Regions from separate parts of the Homo sapiens genome. Here region 2 is linked to region 1. A link is a loop called in an ENCODE intact Hi-C map of the cell type or tissue named here. Cell type or tissue: CD4-positive, alpha-beta T cell. All regions are shown on one strand. Links, peaks and the distances in the headings refer to the core of each region. The heading gives the core; the rest is flanking DNA.

What was found. Peaks named below come from ENCODE experiments on the same cell type or tissue, not always from the same donor. Only the 100,000 strongest peaks of a DNase experiment are listed, where the experiment ranks them.
Region 2: a loop joins it to region 1, with 6 times the contacts of the local background. A loop is called at or near these places in 4 of 110 quality-filtered maps.

Annotation. Positions count from the first base shown.
Region 1 is chr19:54,844,771-54,852,624 of GRCh38, forward strand. KIR2DS4 (killer cell immunoglobulin like receptor, two Ig domains and short cytoplasmic tail 4 (gene/pseudogene)) reads left to right here. Exons shown (of 7, transcript NM_001281972.2): 5 at 2,414-2,518; 6 at 2,981-3,033; 7 at 3,132-3,805. The coding sequence ends at 2,440. It overlaps KIR3DL2 (killer cell immunoglobulin like receptor, three Ig domains and long cytoplasmic tail 2), which reads left to right and starts at 5,673. Exons shown (of 9, transcript NM_006737.4): 1 at 5,673-5,739; 2 at 6,450-6,485; 3 at 7,228-7,512. The coding sequence starts at 5,706. In CD4-positive, alpha-beta T cell, for the core only: no CTCF peak of the experiment used is centred there; a DNase peak (open chromatin) is centred at 5,720.
Region 2 is chr19:54,753,070-54,762,410 of GRCh38, forward strand. It overlaps the pseudogene KIR2DP1. Among named protein-coding and RNA genes, the nearest start is that of KIR2DL1, 12 kb to the right of the region's middle. In CD4-positive, alpha-beta T cell, for the core only: no CTCF peak of the experiment used is centred there; a DNase peak (open chromatin) is centred at 5,713.

The DNA of each region.
Region 1 (7,854 bases), core at 2,855-7,854:
CTCACAGCCATTGGATTCACCTCGGGGTAACCAGGAATCCCTACATGATTAATAGTGACTGACAAGAAAATAAGGGAGGCCCAGGTGCGTAACTGGAATCTAGGAGACTGTGGAAAAGGCAATTGCCGCCCCACTGGTGAAATGTGGTGCTGATTTAGACACTAAATGAATGAAGTAGATGGATATAAGATATGCTTGTGAGGTAGAATCATTGGCTGGAAAGGCTTGCTGGGTTTGATTTTCCTACTTGTTTAATCCTCGCTTAATTAATTTCTTTCTGAGATTTATTCATCCTACACATAAATCAATACCTGGCAAAGGAGTGACAGATATATGAGGGGTGGTGGAAATGAAGGGACCTATTATAGCATAATATACAAGTCTGTGAACGGTGGCTCATGCTTGTAACCCAGCCCTGCAGGAGGCCAAGGCGGGTGGATTCCATGAAGTCAGGAGTTCCAGACCAGCCTGGCCAACATGGTGAAACCCTATCTGTACTAAAAATACAAAAATTAGCCGAGCATGGTGGTGCATCCCTGTAATCCCAGCTCCTACTCTGGAGGATGAAGCAGGAGAATGACTTCAACCCAGGAGGTGGAGGTTGCAGTGAGTGGAGATTGCATCACTGCACTCCAGCCTGGGTGACACAAGGAGACTCCGTCTCAAAAAATAAAAATAAGAAATGCATAAATATAATAAAACACACACGAATGACAAAGGCACCTGAATTCCAATCATCATTTTTCTATTTCTCTATAATTACTTCTTTGATCCTTTATCTTATCCATTAGGCAATGAGCCTAAAACCTCTTCCCTATTTGGCTTTCTGTGAGCATGAGATCACATAGAAAATGTGAAAGCCCGCTGAATCCTCCAGCACGGATCCTGGAATAGAGAAAGTGCTCTGGTCATCGCAAAAAAAAACTTGCCCACTCACCCAAATCCCCCACCTCACCCCTACTTCCAATCACCTGTGGAGATTCAGATAGACCATGGGGAGGAAACATTAATACTCCTTGGAGTGAGTCCAGATCTTGGAATCAGAGATCAGCGACAGCACTAGCTCCTGTTCCCCTTTCCTACTAATTCACAGGAGGACAGGTGGTATTGAAGCAATAGATGGTCGAGGGGGTGGTCCTTCCCCCAGCCTCTCGGGTAGAACAGCAGCCTAACATGTGTCTCCCGAGATCACAAAGAGTAGCACATTTCACACGGGCTTCAACACTATTTCCTGGCTGTTTGACATAAGAGAATCTTGCTTCGCTATTTTTAATCGTGATTTCACCTTTGTTTCCTTTCCTTGGTGAATGCAATTTGTTTGACTCAAGAATGCTGTGGATGTAGAAATCCTAAAGCACATTCGCTGTGTATCAATCCCAGTGCAGTCTTCCCAGAGAAGACTCTAAACAAATCCTGGACTGCACCTGGGCCTATGCCAATTCCTATCACTCACCGTCACTCCAGGGAGACAGAACACACAGAGAATACGTTACATAGGCAGGTTCATTACTAACAGATAAGCAGCGAGTGACAACAGAAGCCTGCATTTCAATGTGAGCCAGTCCCTCAAGGCTCAGAAAAGCTGCTCGGGACATATGGAGTCACCCCATTTGCAGTGTAGCTGCGGGAAGCCAGAAAGCAGCCCAGCCTGGGTTTTGTACCCTGGAGCCACAGGAAGCACTCAGCTAAAGCACTGCATGACGTCCTCCTCCAGGAAGAACAGGAAGACAGCCCAGGCTGTTCTGAGACATTCCTCCTGATCTCAGGATGTTGCTATCTTAGTCCATTTTTGTTGCTCTAAAGGAACACTTGAGCCTGGGTAACTTCTAAAGAAAAGAGATTGGTTTGCCTCACAGTTCTGCAGGCTGTACTGGAAGCATGGCACCAGAATCTATTTCTCGTGACGGCCTCAGGCTGCTCCCACTCTGGCAGAAGGGAAGGAGGGTCTGTCTGTGCAGAGACCGCAGAGATCACACGGCAAGAGAGAGAGTAAGGGGGAGAGGGAGCGATGGAGCTTCCAAGCTCTTTTTAACAACCAGCTCTCCAGGAACTAACAGAGGGGGAACTTGCTAACCCCGTCTCCTTGGGACAGCATTGATCTGTTCATGATGGATCCACCTCCATGACCCAAACACCTCTGAAGAGGCCCAACCTCCCACAATGGGGGTGAAATTTCAATGTGAGGTTTGAAAGGGTCAAACATCTCAACTAAAGTAGTTGTATCCTCAGCACGTTCTATGGTTACTATGAGAGCTATAATTGAGAAAGCAGGGGAAAGCTAGGTCTCCCGCCATTTGGGTGCTTGTCCTAAAGAGACGTTGTATGTGGTTACCTGCCAATCAAGAAATGCGAGACAATTCATAAAGAGGAACTGCTATGATTAGCTTCTTATTGGTGTCTCCTCTTCTTCCAGGTAACCCCAGACACCTACATGTTCTGATTGGGACCTCAGTGGTCAAAATCCCTTTCACCATCCTCCTCTTCTTTCTCCTTCATCGCTGGTGCTCCGACAAAAAAAGTAAGTCTCACGAAGCAGAGGCCAGAGAGCTCAGGGCCATGTGGGGAAGCAGGATGGGAGCACGCGGATGTGTGTTCCTCACCAGCAGGATGGTCCCTGGCCCAAGACAGGAGCCACAGAGGCAGGACTTTCTAGAGAGAGCACCAGATTCCCTTCCCCTGCCTTCAGCTCACAGACCATTGCCTGATTCTGAACTGTATCCTCACGTCCCCTGCAGCCACTCACATCCAGGAGAAGGTTCCATGACAGGCAGAAAGTGGGAGATAGAATCAATGGGATGGGACCTCAGAGCTATTCATGGGATGGGTCCTTGAACTCAGAGAGATAGAATGTCTGAGTCTGCTGTTGGCAACTGAGGGACCTCAGGCACCTATGGCCTCCCCCTGTTTGTTGGTATCTGCTTATGAAATGAGGACCCAGAAGTGCCCTCCGAGCTCTTTTGTTGACTTCCGTCTTCTACAGATGCTGCTGTAATGGACCAAGAGCCTGCAGGGAACAGAACAGTGAACAGCGAGGTAGGTGCTCCTCCGCCCAGCCTCGTGGCTAGTCTTATTCCCAAAGAGTCCTGAAAAATGTGAGCACCCTCCCTCACTCAGCATTTCCCTCTCTCCAGGATTCTGATGAACAAGACCATCAGGAGGTGTCATACGCATAATTGGATCACTGTGTTTTCACACAGAGAAAAATCACTCGCCCTTCTGAGAGGCCCAAGACACCCCCAACAGATACCAGCATGTACATAGAACTTCCAAATGCTGAGCCCAGATCCAAAGTTGTCTTCTGTCCACGAGCACCACAGTCAGGCCTTGAGGGGATCTTCTAGGGAGACAACAGCCCTGTCTCAAAACCGGGTTGCCAGCTCCCATGTACCAGCAGCTGGAATCTGAAGGCATCAGTCTTCATCTTAGGGCATCGCTCTTCCTCACACCACGAATCTGAACATGCCTCTCTCTTGCTTACAAATGTCTAAGGTCCCCACTGCCTGCTGGAGAGAAAACACACTCCTTTGCTTAGCCCACAATTCTCCATTTCACTTGACCCCTGCCCACCTCTCCAACCTAACTGGCTTACTTCCTAGTCTACCTGAGGCTGCAATCACACTGAGGAACTCACAATTCCAAACATACAAGAGGCTGCCTCTTAACACAGCACTTAGACACGTGCTGTTCCACCTCCCTTCAGACTATCTTTCAGCCTTCTGCCAGCAGTAAAACTTATAAATTTTTTAAATAATTTCAATGTAGTTTTCCCGCCTTCAAATAAACATGTCTGCCCTCATGGTTTCGGTAACGAGACTCTTTTCTTGCCTAAGGCTTCCGGTGTTATCATTACCATGTCCACATAACCCCATCTGTTCTCCATTGGGTTCTCAGCCCTGGACTCTGAGCTTCTGGAAGCAGAATGGAGCCTGATTTGTCTCTGAGACTCCAATTTCCATCCAAAGATACAGCACATAGGAGGCTCCAAGGATCGTGAATCACATGAACAAGTGATATTCTTACTCTCTGCAGACCTGGAAAGCTGGCAGAGTCATTCCACGATGAAACATTTGTAGAGTCATAGGCCTTGTTAGTCTCATCTCCACGGGGACACATATCAACATATCATCTTTCATAATATAAATATACAGTCGGTCCTCCATATCTGTGGGGTTTACAGGTGTTTATTGAACCAACAATAAATCAAAAATATTTTCAGAAAAAAATCCCCGAAGTTTCAAGAAGCAAAAAACTATGTTGAATCGACACAAATTGAGTGGCGTGTAGGCTGTGTCAGGAATTATAAGTAATCAAGGGATGATTTCATGTATACAGGAGGATGTGCATGGGTTCTATGCAATTGCTATGCTATTTTTTTTTTTTTTTTGAGACAGTCTCACTCTCTCACCCAGGCTGGAGTGCAGTGGCATGATCTCAGCTCACTGCAACCTCCGCCTCCCAGGTTCAAGCGATTGTCTTCCCTCAGCCTCCCCAGTAGCCTCCCCTAGGATTACAGGCACGTGCCACCATGCACAGATAAATTTTTTTGTGTGTGTATTTTTAGTAGAGACGGGGTTTCAGAATGTTGGACCAGCTGGTCTTGAACTCCTGACCTCGTGATCTACCCAACTCAGCCTCCCAAAGTGCTGGGATTACAGGCGTGAGCCACGGTGCCCAGCTTCGCTATGCCATTTCATGCAAGGGGCTTGAGCATCTGCAGATTTTGGTATCTGAATGGGGATCCTGGAACCAATCACCCAGGAATAGTGAAGGACCACAGTATATAATTTTTATTTGTCAATCTTAAAAATAAAGCATAAAAAGTTTACAACAACAAGATAAAAAATAAGAAGTGTCTTTATAGTGTGAGGATAAGTTTAGATTTATTTTTTCCTACGTGTAACCCTATGGTCCTGTGTTATTTGTTGAGAAAATATTCTATTCCACCTTAAACTACATGGCAGCCTTTGTCAACTATAAAGGGACTGTGTATCCACAGATGTATTTTAGACACAGTTTTCTGCCCAGTGGTTCTCTGTATCCCCTCTCATGAGGATGCTGCATTTCATATAAACTTATAGAACCCCTTAAAATTTGGTAACCTGAGTTCTCTGATTTGTTATTATAGGTTATTTAGTTTGCTTTTTTTTTTCTTTCTTGAGACAGACTCTTCCTCTGTCACCCAAGCTGGAGTTCAGTGGCTTGAGCTCAGCTCACTGCAGCCTCCGCCTCCCAGGTTCAAGCAATTCTCGTGCCTCAGGTTTAGTACTAGAAACTCATCAGGAAAATTAGAATGGCTTTTTGTCACAATTACTCTGATAATGTTAATAATACCTCTTAGATATTTTGCACATTACACATGAAGAAAAGTTTGAATCTCAGATAAAAACAAAAATACATCAAAAGTCTTTAATGTAAGCACAGAATTCAATCACCTCATGTGTGAGAGGTTGGATCTGAGACGTCTTTTGAGTCTGGTCATAGTGAAGGATGCAAGGTGGCAATTGTAGTCACAACAATTTCCAGGAAGCCATGTTCCGCTCTTGAGCGAGCACCCACTGGGCCTCATGCAAGGTAGAAAGAGCCTGCGTACGTCACCCTCCCATGATGTGGTCAACATGTAAACTGCATGGGCAGGGCGCCAAATAACATCCTGTGCGCTGCTGAGCTGAGCTGGGGCGCGGCCTCCTGTCTGCACCGGCAGCACCATGTCGCTCACGGTCGTCAGCATGGCGTGCGTTGGTGAGTCCTGGAAGGGAATAGAGGGAGGGAGAGTGGGGATGGAGATCTCGGCCTAGAGGTAAAGATATGGGCCTGGAGTGGAGATATGGGCCTGGAGTGGAGATATGGGCCTGGGTGTGGAGATATGGGCCTGGAGGTGTAAATATGGGCCTGGAGTGGAGATATGGGCCTGGAGGGGAGATATGGGCCTGGGTGTGGAGATATGGGCCTGGAGTGGAGATACGGGCCTGGAGTGGAGATATGGGCCTGGAGTGGAGATATGGGCCTGCAGGTGGAGATCTGGGCCTGGAGTGGAGATATGGGCCTGGAGTGGAGATATGGGTCTGATGTGGAGATATGGGCCTGGAGTGGAGATATGGGCCTGGAGTGGAGATATGGGCCTAGAGGGGAGATCTGGGCCTGGAGTGGAGATATGGGTCTGATGTGGAGATATGGGCCTGGAGTGGAGATATGGGCCTGGAGTGGAGATAGGGGCCTGGAGTGGAGATATGGGCCTGGAGTGGAGATCTGGGCCAGGAAGTGTTGATCTGGGCCTGGAGCCTGGGTCTCTCCACAGCTGAGAGCCCTGTTCTTGGCAGCAGGTAGCAGGGAGGCTAAGTTTACCTTCAGCCCAGCAAGGGCCTGGCTGCCAAGACACACAGTGCAGTGGGGGCAGCAGGGTGCCCTGGTTTGCCTGCAGTTGGATCGTCTATCATGATCTTTCTTTCCAGGGTTCTTCTTGCTGCAGGGGGCCTGGCCACTCATGGGTGAGTCCGTCCCCAAACCTTAGGGTGTCATCTCCCCACATAAGAGGATTTTTCTGAAACAGGAGGGAAGTCCTGTCGGGGAGTCTCTCATAAACTAGGAAGAGGGGACCCTTGGATACTCGGCCCACATTTCTGACCTCGCCCTCCCTGGCCTTTCTTTCCCTTTCCTGAGTCAAGCTCTGTGAAGACTGGGGTGAGACTGGGGTGCTCCAAGCTGGGGTGTGCAGGGAGGAAGTGGTGTCAGCAGCAGAGAAAGAGAGGGAAGCAGTGCTAGGAACAGCAGGTCCTCTGAGGACAAAGGTATAACTGACACCCTCCAGCGTTTCCGTGACGGTAGGGGCTGCAGTGTGGCTGCGGTCTTTCTACCAGAAGAGGGGGGAAACCACAGCCATGGCCCTGACATTCCAAATCCTCTGAGGGGGCTCAGTTCATGAATTGGCTGATATTCCATTCACATAGGACATGCCCTCCATGCCGTGTCTACTTTGTGTTGTTTTATGTGAGTAATTTTGCAGTATTAAAATCTAGTAAGAGTCACTTATTCAGCACTTGCTCAAAGTTCTCAGCTGACACTTGTTGTAGGGAGACGCCATGTCTATGTGGGGTGGGTCCTTCCTGTAGCCCTGGGCACCCAGGTGTGGTAGGAGCCTTAGAAAGCGGAAATGGGAGAATCTTCTGAGCACAGGGAGGGAGGGGTGGCTCCACATCCTCCTCTCTAAGGCAGTGCCTCCTTCTCCCCCAGGTGGTCAGGACAAACCCTTCCTGTCTGCCCGGCCCAGCACTGTGGTGCCTCGAGGAGGACACGTGGCTCTTCAGTGTCACTATCGTCGTGGGTTTAACAATTTCATGCTGTACAAAGAAGACAGAAGCCACGTTCCCATCTTCCACGGCAGAATATTCCAGGAGAGCTTCATCATGGGCCCTGTGACCCCAGCACATGCAGGGACCTACAGATGTCGGGGTTCACGCCCACACTCCCTCACTGGGTGGTCGGCACCCAGCAACCCCCTGGTGATCATGGTCACAGGTCAGAGGCTTTCTGTCTGGGCTTCTCACTGTCCCACCTCCTGAATCCCAGAGCTTCTGGTGGGGGTGTCCATCAGGGTCCCATCACCCAGGCCCCAACTGTATTTGGGGTCAAGGGAGATTGAATACAGGGGAAATGGGTGCTGTGGTGGGAAGAATAACTGTCGCCAATGATGGCTACATTGTAAACCCTGGAGCCTGTGACTATTTATGTTATAGGGCAGGGGACTGAAGGGGAAGGTGGAGCTCAGGTTGTTGATGAGTTGACCTTGAGATGGGGAGACAGCCTGGACTGTCCTGCTGGGCTCAGTGTAATCACAAGGGTCCGCGTGAGAGGTGGAGG
Region 2 (9,341 bases), core at 3,399-8,398, 91 kb before region 1:
CTCTTTTCTTGCCTAAGGCTTCCGGTGTTATCAGTACCATGTCCATATAATCCCATCTGTTCTCCACCGGGTTCTCACCTCTGGACTCTGAGCTTCTGGAAGCAGTGTGGAGCCTCATTTGTCTCTGGGACTCCAATTTCCATCCAAAGATGCAGCACATAGGAGGTTCCAAGGATCGGGAATCACATGAACAAGTGACATTGTTACTCTCTGCAGACCTGGAAAGCTGGCAGAGTCATTCCACGATGAAACATTTGTAGAGTCATAGGCCTTGTTAGTCTCATCTCCATGGGGACACATATCAACACATCATCTTTCATACTATAAATATACGGTCACTCCTCCGTATCTGTGGGGTTTACAGGTCTTTATTGAACAAAGTATAAATCAAAAATATTCAGAGAAAATATCCACAGAGTTCCAAAACTCATAACTATGTTGAATGGACACAAATGAAGCTGTGTGTAGGCTGTATCAGGAATTATAAGTAATCAAGAGATGATTTCATGTATACAGGAGGATGTGCATATGTTATTTGCAAGCGCTGTGCCATTTCATATAAGAGGCTTGAGCATCTACAGATTTTGGTATCTGAGTGGAGATCTCGAAACCAATCACCCACGAATAGTGAAGGATGACCGTATATGACTTTTATTTCTCAAATTTAAATATAAATCAAAAAATGTACAACTAGATAAAAACTAAGAAGTGTTTTTATAGTGTGAGTTAGATTTATTTTTTACTAGGTGTAACCCATTGGTTTAATATTATTTATTGAGAAGACATTCTATGCCACCTTAAACCACACGGCAGCCTTTGTCAACTCTAAAGGGACTGTGTGTACATGGATGTATTTTAGACAGTTTCTGCTAAGGGGCTGTCTGTGTCCACACACTTGATGATGCTACACTTTATGTAGCCTTATAGAACCCTTTAAATTTAGTAGCCAGAGCCCTCTAATTTGTTATTATAGGCTATTTGCTTTTTTTTTTCTTGAGGCGGAGTCTTGCTCTGTCGCCCAGGCTGGACTGCAGTGACACAATCTCAGCTCACTGCAACCTCCGCCTCCCAGGTTCAAGCGATTCTCGTGCCTCAGCCTCTTGAGTAGCTGGCGTTACAGGTGCCTGCCACCAGGCATGGCTAATTTTTGGATTTTTAGCAGAGACACGGTTTCACTATGTTGGCCAGGCTGCTCTCAATCCCCTCATCTCAGTTGATCCGCCCACCTCGGCTTCCCGACGTGCTGGGGAAACTTGATTTTCTATAGCATTATGTTACTGGATATTTCTGTAAAATTTAAAATGAGGGAGGCAGAGAGACAGAGAGAGATCAAACTCCAGAGTTGGGACTCTGGAATCTTGGGTCATGAGACAAATTTTAGATTAAACTACAAAACTCCAGAATTTACAGGTGTGGTTTTTGCTGATAAAGTACAATTCTAACATTGTAAATAATTGCATAATCCTTCCCTGGGAATTTAAATCATTTTAACTGGTTCTGCTGTAATACTAGAAATACAAGCATGAAAAATTCTAATGGTTTATTAGTCACAATGACTCTGAAAACCTTAATAATACCTATTAAATATTTTGCATATTACACATGAAGAAGAGTTTGAATCTCAGATAAAAACAATAAAAATACATGAAAAGTCTTTCACGTTAGCACAGATTTTAGGCATCTCGTGTTCAGGAGGTTGGATCTGAGACGTGTTTTGAGTTGGTCATAGTGAAGGACGCTAGGTGTAAATTCTAGTGAGAACAATTTCCAGGAAGCCGTGTTCCGCTCTTGAGCGAGCACCCACTGGGCCTCATGCAAGGTAGAATGAGCCTGCGTACGTCACCCTCCCATGATGTGGTCAACATGTAAACTGCATGGGCAGGGCGCCAAATAACATCCTGTGCGCTGCTGAGCTGAGCTGGGGCACGGCCGCCTGTCTGCACCGGCAGCACCATGTCGCTCACGGTCGTCAGCATGGCGTGTGTTGGTGAGTCCTGGAAGGGAATAGAGGAAGGGAGTGTGGGGTTGGAGATCTGGGCCCAGAGGTGGAGATATAGGCCTGGAGGTGGAGTTGTGGGCCTGGAGTGGAGATCTGGGCCTGGAGTGGATATATGGGCCTAGAGATGGAGTGATGGGCCTAGAAGTGGAGATCTGGGCCTGGAGTGCCGATAGGAACCTGGAGGGGAGATAGGAGCCTGGAGTGGAGATATGGGCCTGGAGGTGGAGTTATAGGCCTATAGTAGAGATATGGGCCTGGAGTGGAGATTTGGGCCAGGAGTGGAGATATGGGCCTAGAGGTGGATATCTGGGCCTAGAGTGGAAATATGGGCCTAGGATGGAGATATGGGCCTGGTTGTGGAGATATGGGACTGGAGAGGAGATATGGGCCTAGAGTGGAGATATGGGCTTGGGGTGGAGATCTGGGCCTGGGGTGGAGATATGGGCCTGGAGGTGGAGTTACGGGCCTTCAGTAGAGATATGGGCCTGGGGTGGAGATATGGGCTTGGGGTGGAGATCTGGGCCTGGAGTGGAGATATGGGCCTGGAGGTGGAGTTACTGGCCTTCAGTAGAGATATGGGCCTGGTGTGGAGATATGGGCCTGGATTGGAGATATGGGCCTAGGTTGGAGATCTGAGCCTGGAGTGGAGATATGGGCCTGGATTGGAGATATGGGCTTACAGTGGAGATCTTGGCCTGGATTGGCGATATGGGCCTGGATTGGCGATATGGGCCTATGATGGAAATATCGGCCTGGAGTGGAGATATGGGCCTGGAGTGGAGATACAGGCCTAGGGTGGAAATATTGGCCTGGAGTGGAGATATGGGCTTGTGGTGGGGATATGGGCTTGTGGTGGGGATCTGGGCTTGGAGGCTGGGTCTCTGCACAGCCGACAGCCCTGTTCTTGGGTGCAGGTAGGCACTGAGGGTGAGTTTAACTTCAGTCCAGGAAGGGCCTGCCTACCAAGACTCACAGCCCAGTGAGGGCAGCAAGGGAGGGCTGGTTTGCCTGCAGATGGATCGTCCATCATGATCTTTCTTTCCAGGGTTCTTCTTGCTGCAGGGGGCCTGGCCACATGAGGGTGAGTCCTTCTCCAAACCTTAGGGTGTCATCTCCCCACATAAGAGGATTTTCCTGAAACAGGAGGGAAGTCCTGTCAGGGAGCCTCTCATAAACTAGGAAGAGGGGACCCTGGGGTGCTCGGCCCACAGTTCCGACCTCGCCTCCCTGGCCTTTCATTCCCTTGGCAGAGTCAAGTTCTGTGGGGACCAGGGTTAGACTGGGGTGCTCAAAGCTGGGGTGCGTGGTGGGGAAGTGGTAGGAACAGCAGATCCTCTGAGGACAAAGGTGTTACTCACACTTCAGCGTTTCCATGACGGTAGGGGCTGCAGTGTGGCTGCTGTCACTCCACCAGAAGAGGTGGGAAACCACAGCCATGGCCCTGACATTCCAAATCCTCTGATGGGGGCTCAGTTGCTTATTTTCATTCAGGCATCTGCTGATATTCCATTCTCAAAGACATGCCCTCCACCCCATGTCTACCCTGTGTTGTTTTATGTGAGTAATCTTACAGTATTAAAATCTAGTAGGAGTCTCTTACTCAGCACTTGCTCAAAGTTCTCAGCTGACACTTTTGTTGTAGGGAGACACCTTGTGTTTGCGGGATGGGTCCTTCCTTTAGCCCTGGGCACCAAGGTGTGATAGCAGCCATAGAAACTTGGAAAGCGAGGAGAATCTTCAGAGCACAGGGAGGGAGGGGTGGCTCCACATCCTCCTCTCTAAGGCGGTGCCTCCTTCTCCCCAAGGTGGTCAGGACAAGCCCTTGCTGTCTGCCTGGCCCAGCTCTGTGGTGCCTCCAGGACATGTGATTCTTCGGTGTCATTCTTATCTTGGGTTTAACAACTTCAGTCTGTAAAAGGAAGATGGGGTGCCTGGCACTGAGCTCTACAACAGAATATTCTGGAAGAGCCTTTTCATGGGCCCTGTGACCCCAGCACACACAGGGACGTACAGATGTCGGGGTTCACACCCACACTACCCCAGTGGGTGGTCGGCACCCAGCAACACCCTGGTGATCATGGCCACAGGTCAGAGGGCTCCTGTCTTGGATTCTCCTTTCCCACCTCCTGAATCCCAGAGCTTCTGGTGGGCGTGTCCTTGAGGGTCCCATCACCCAGGCCCTGACTATATTTGGGGTAAAGGGGGATTGAATACAGGGAAATGGGTGCTGTGGTGGGAAGAATAATTGTCCCCAGTGATGACTACATTCTAATCCCTGGAGTCTGTGACTATTTATGTTATAGGGGAAGGAACTGAAGGGGAAGATGGAGCTCAGGTTGTTGATGAGTTGACCTTGAGATGGGGAGACAGCCTGGACTGTCCCGCTGGGCTCAGTGTAATCACAAGGGTCCACATGAAAGGAGGAGGAAGAGGGGAGTGGGGATTAGAGCAGCGCAATGGGAGACTCCACCAGCTTTGAAGGTGGAGGAAGGCCAGGAGCCATGAATGCAGGTGGCCTGTAGAGGTTGGAAAAGTCAAGGAAATGATTCTCCAGAGTCTCCAGAGGGAACGAAGCCCTGCAGATGCCTTGATTTTAGCCCAGGAAAAACAGGGTCCTATTTCTGTCTCCAGTAGTGAAATGGGTCAGTGTGCTCTCTCCTGCTGCCATGCTTCTGATAATTTTCTACAGCAGCAACAGGAAACCAACACTGGAACCCAGGTCAAGGACAAGGTAAGAAACAACACAAGGATAGCCGGGTGTGGTGGCAGGCGCATGTAATCCTAGCGACTTGGGAGGCTGAGGGCAGGAGAATCACTTGAACCCAGGAGACAGAGGTTGCAGTGACCCTAGACCACACCACTTCACTCCAGCTGGGGTGAAGGAGTGAGACTCTGTCTCCATAATTAATTAATTAATTAAAGGAACCAAACAAGGGGAAGGTTGGCTACACCGAGATGAGCAAGTGTGGGATGATGATGCCACCACCAGGCTCCATCCACATAGGGAGGGGTTGATACTCCTCAAACCAGCACCAGGAGCCAGCCTATGGAAGCTGGCACCATGGAGAAGGCACAGGCATGGCAAGAGTGGCTCCCAGTCCCGACCAGGAACAGGGTGTGTGGACACTGGTGCCTGCCTTATTCATCAGTTCATACCTACTGCCAAGGATTCCAATTCATCCAAAAGAGATTGAACCAGGCTGATAAGAGGCTGGATGTGCAGCCTATCCTGGTTCCTCTTTCACCCCCACATAAACAGCAGGAAAGACATTAGTGTGAAATAGATACAACACCCCAAGAGATGAGGCTAAGCCCAGTGGGAAGGGAATCAGAGGCGACTAGAGACAGAGGGACAGAGAAGAGGGAGGGAGACAGATGGAAGGACCTGCACCAGGAGTTATGGGCACAGAAAAGAACATGAAGACACAGAGAGGAAGGAGAGAGACAGACACCAGCAAGGGGAAGCCTCACTCATTCTAGGTGCCATGGATGGGATGATAAAGAGAGACACCTTCTAAACTCACAACCTCTCTTCCTAGGAGTCCACAGAAAACCTTCCCTCCTGGCCCACCCAGGTCCCCTGGTGAAATCAGAAGAGACAGTCATCCTGCAATGTTGGTCAGATGTCAGGTTTCAGCACTTCCTTCTGCACAGAGAAGGGAAGTTTAACGACACTTTGCACCTCACTGGAGAGCACCATGATGGGGTTTCCAAGGCCAACTTCTCCATCGGTCCCATGATGGAAGACCTGGCAGGGACCTACAGATGCTACGGTTCTGTTACTCACTCCCCCATCAGTTGTCAGCTCCCAGTGACCCTCTGGACATCGTCATCACAGGTGAGAGTGTCCGGACATTCTTCTCATTGTCATTGGGATGCAGAGTGAATGATCCACGACTTGGAACCCCCAGGTAGTTGTAAGGAAGATGAGCTTGGTATTCTTATGGAGAGAGACTGACTTGGTGAGGTCTGTACCAACAGAGACAGAGAAACAGGAGACACAAGTACAGACCAGGTGTCATAACAGAGGACAGACACAGGGGCCATACCGGGAGTTAGAAAAGACAGAAGGAGTTAAAGGAGACAGACAGACAGACATGTCCCAGAGAGAGGTGTCCCTCCATGCTGACTTTGCTCAGAGACCTGGCACAGGTTAGAAGTTTCATTTCTGTTTTACCTCCACAAAGTGTTCTCTACCAGGAGAACCCAAGGACACCCATATTTCTGACCTGAGTTGGGCCCTGTGGCCTCAGGCCTTGTGGCACCTACAGATGCCGTGTTTATTCTGACACCTCTGCCTTCCATGTAATGGAGAGTAACCGTCCCAGGATATCATGGCCCCAGAACACCAACTCCTGTATGCTGTGTGAACTTGTGGTCTCCAGACTGGATTCTGAGGCTCACATTCCAAATAACCCCACATATGAAAGGATCACTGAGAGGCACAGAGAGAAATCAGGGACACCAAAAAGCAAAGACATAAACACACAGAGAATGAGCCAGAGGAAGGAGATTGAGAGACTCACAGACACATAAAGAGAGAGAAAAGAGGGCAGAGGAGTGGTGAGAATGATGGAAGGGAGCAGAGAAAAGCACTAAAATTAGACTCCTGAGGGAGAGGCACAAGGACATAGAAAGATGGAGATGTGGGGATGAATTGCAGAGATTCCAAAGAGAACTAGAGAGACCGAGAGGCAGAGCAAGACAGATGATAGATGGATAGATATAGATAGATGATAAATAGGTAGATGATAGATAATAGGTTAAAGATACATAGATGATGATTGATTGATTCATTAATAGATGAGACATAGAGATGATGATGATGAAGACAGATAGATAATACATAGAGATAGAGAGGCAGACAGAAGTCATAGAGAGAGAGATGATACATAGATATAGATAACAGATGATTGATGGATAGATAGACAAGTGATAGATACATAGATGATATATAGATATAGATGACAGGTAGAGAATTTGTAGATAGGCACCGAATAGATAAATAGATAGATCGATAGATAATAGATAGAAATATGCAGAAAGTTATGAACAGGACACAAAGTGAGAAACTTAGAATTTAAAAAAGTAACATCAAGTCAACCAATCCAAGGAGAGTCAGAGAGAATAAAACAATCCAAAAAGGGAAAACATATCTAGAGGTGTGGAAGCGAGGTCAGAGACCTAGAGAGACAGAGAAGGTGGAAGGAGGAAATAGACATGAAGAGAGATGGGGTGGAGGGTGAGAGAGAGAGAGAGAGAGAGCATTAGGTCATAGAGCAGGGGAGTGAGTTCTCAGCTCAGGTGAAGGGAGCTGTGACAAGGAAGATCCTCCGTAAGGAAAATGCCTCTTCTCCTTCCAGGTCTATATGAGAAACCTTCTCTCTCAGCCCAGCCGGGCCCCACGGTTCTGGCAGGAGAGAGCGTGACCTTGTCCTGCAGCTCCCGGAGCTCCTATGACATGTACCATCTATCCAGGGAGGGGGAGGCCCATGAACGTAGGTTCTCTGCAGGGCCCAAGGTCAACGGAACATTCCAGGCTGACTTTCCTCTGGGCCCTGCCACCCACGGAGGAACCTACAGATGCTTCGGCTCTTTCCGTGACTCTCCCTACGAGTGGTCAAACTCGAGTGACCCACTGCTTGTTTCTGTCACAGGTGAGGAAAGCCCATGGCTGTCCCATGTCCTATGATCCTAGAGCCTTAGCTGAGGAGCTTCCTGCTGAGGATGGAGAGAAGGATGAACAGATGCAGAGAGAAGACGAAGCTTGGGTGTGAGGGAGGGATCAGGGCACAGGATGGCAGACAGGGCACCTCCAAACCCTCCTACATGGCCTGCATGAAGGCCTGCGGCCAGGACTCCAGGCACCCAGGCAGATGGAGAAAGCGGTCAGGAGAGACCCAGAGGAGGGAGACTGGGCTCAGTTTGGGAAGATCAGAGGTTCCCTCAGCCCCTCAACATTACCCATTTCCCAGAAGCCCATCCTGGCCTCCCACCCACACAGGGATGTCATCACCTGCAACCCCTACACCCTTTACTTTTGTTTGAGAAATATTTATTGAGGATAAATATACCTATATAGCTTACCACCTTTAACATTTTTTTTTTGAGGCGGAGTCTAGCTCTGTCCCCTATGCTGGAGTGCATTGGCACAATCTCAGCTCACTGCAACTTCCGCCTCCTGGGTTCAAGCGATTCTCTTGCCTCAGCCACCTGAGTAGCTGGTGCTACAGGCGCGCACCACCATGCCAGGCTACTTTTTGTATTTTTAGTAGAGAGGGGGTTTCACCATGTTGGTCAAGCTGGTCTCGAACTCCTGACCACGTGATCCACCCGCATCAGCCTCCCAAAGTGCTGGGATTACAGGCATGAGCCACCACGCCCAGCCACATTTACCATTTTTAAGTGTAAAGTCTAGTGGTCATAAATACATTAATATATATATATATACACATATTTTTTTTTACCCTCCACCCTTTTCTTCCTGGCCTCTGGTAGCCACCATTCTACTCTCTACCTTCATGAGATCCACCTTTTAGCTCCTGTATATGGGTAAGAAATGGGAATCTTTGTAATGACCTCCAGTTCCATCCATGTGGCTGCAAATATCAGGATGTTTTTCTTTCTATGGAAGAGTAGTCTCCACTATGCAAATGTACCACATTCTCTCTATCCATTCACCCACTGATGGGCAGGTAGGTTGACTCCTCATCTTGGCTACTGTGAAGAGTGCTGCACCAATCATACGAGTGCAGATATCACTTCGATATATTGATTTACTTTCCTTTGGATATAAACCCAGTAGTGAAATTGCTGGATACTATGAAAGTTCTCTTTTTAGTTTTTCGTTTGTTGTTTTGTTTTTGTTTTTGAGACAGTTTCCCTCTGTGCCCAGGCTGGAGTACAAGTGATGTCATCTTGGCTCATTGCAACCTCTGCCTCCTGGGTTCAAATGATTTTCCTGCCTCAGCCTCCCTAGTATCAGGGATTATAGGCGCACGCCACCATGCCTGGCTACTTTTTGTTTTTTTTAGTATAGATGCGGTTTCCCCATGTTGGCTGGGCTGCTCTCAAACTCATGACCTCAACTGAGGTGCCCGCCTCGGTCTCCCAAAGTGCCGGGATTACAGGCATGATCCACCTCACCCAACCTCTTTTTAGTTCTTTAAAGGACTTCCACACTTTTCTCCGTAATGGCTGTACTAATTTACACTCCTACCAACAGGATACCAGGATTCTCCTTTCTCTAACACCTTGCCAGCATTTCTTTTGCCTGTCTTGCAGCTAAAAGCCATTTTATTTTATTTCATTTTATTTTGAGATGGAGTTTCGCTCTTGTCAC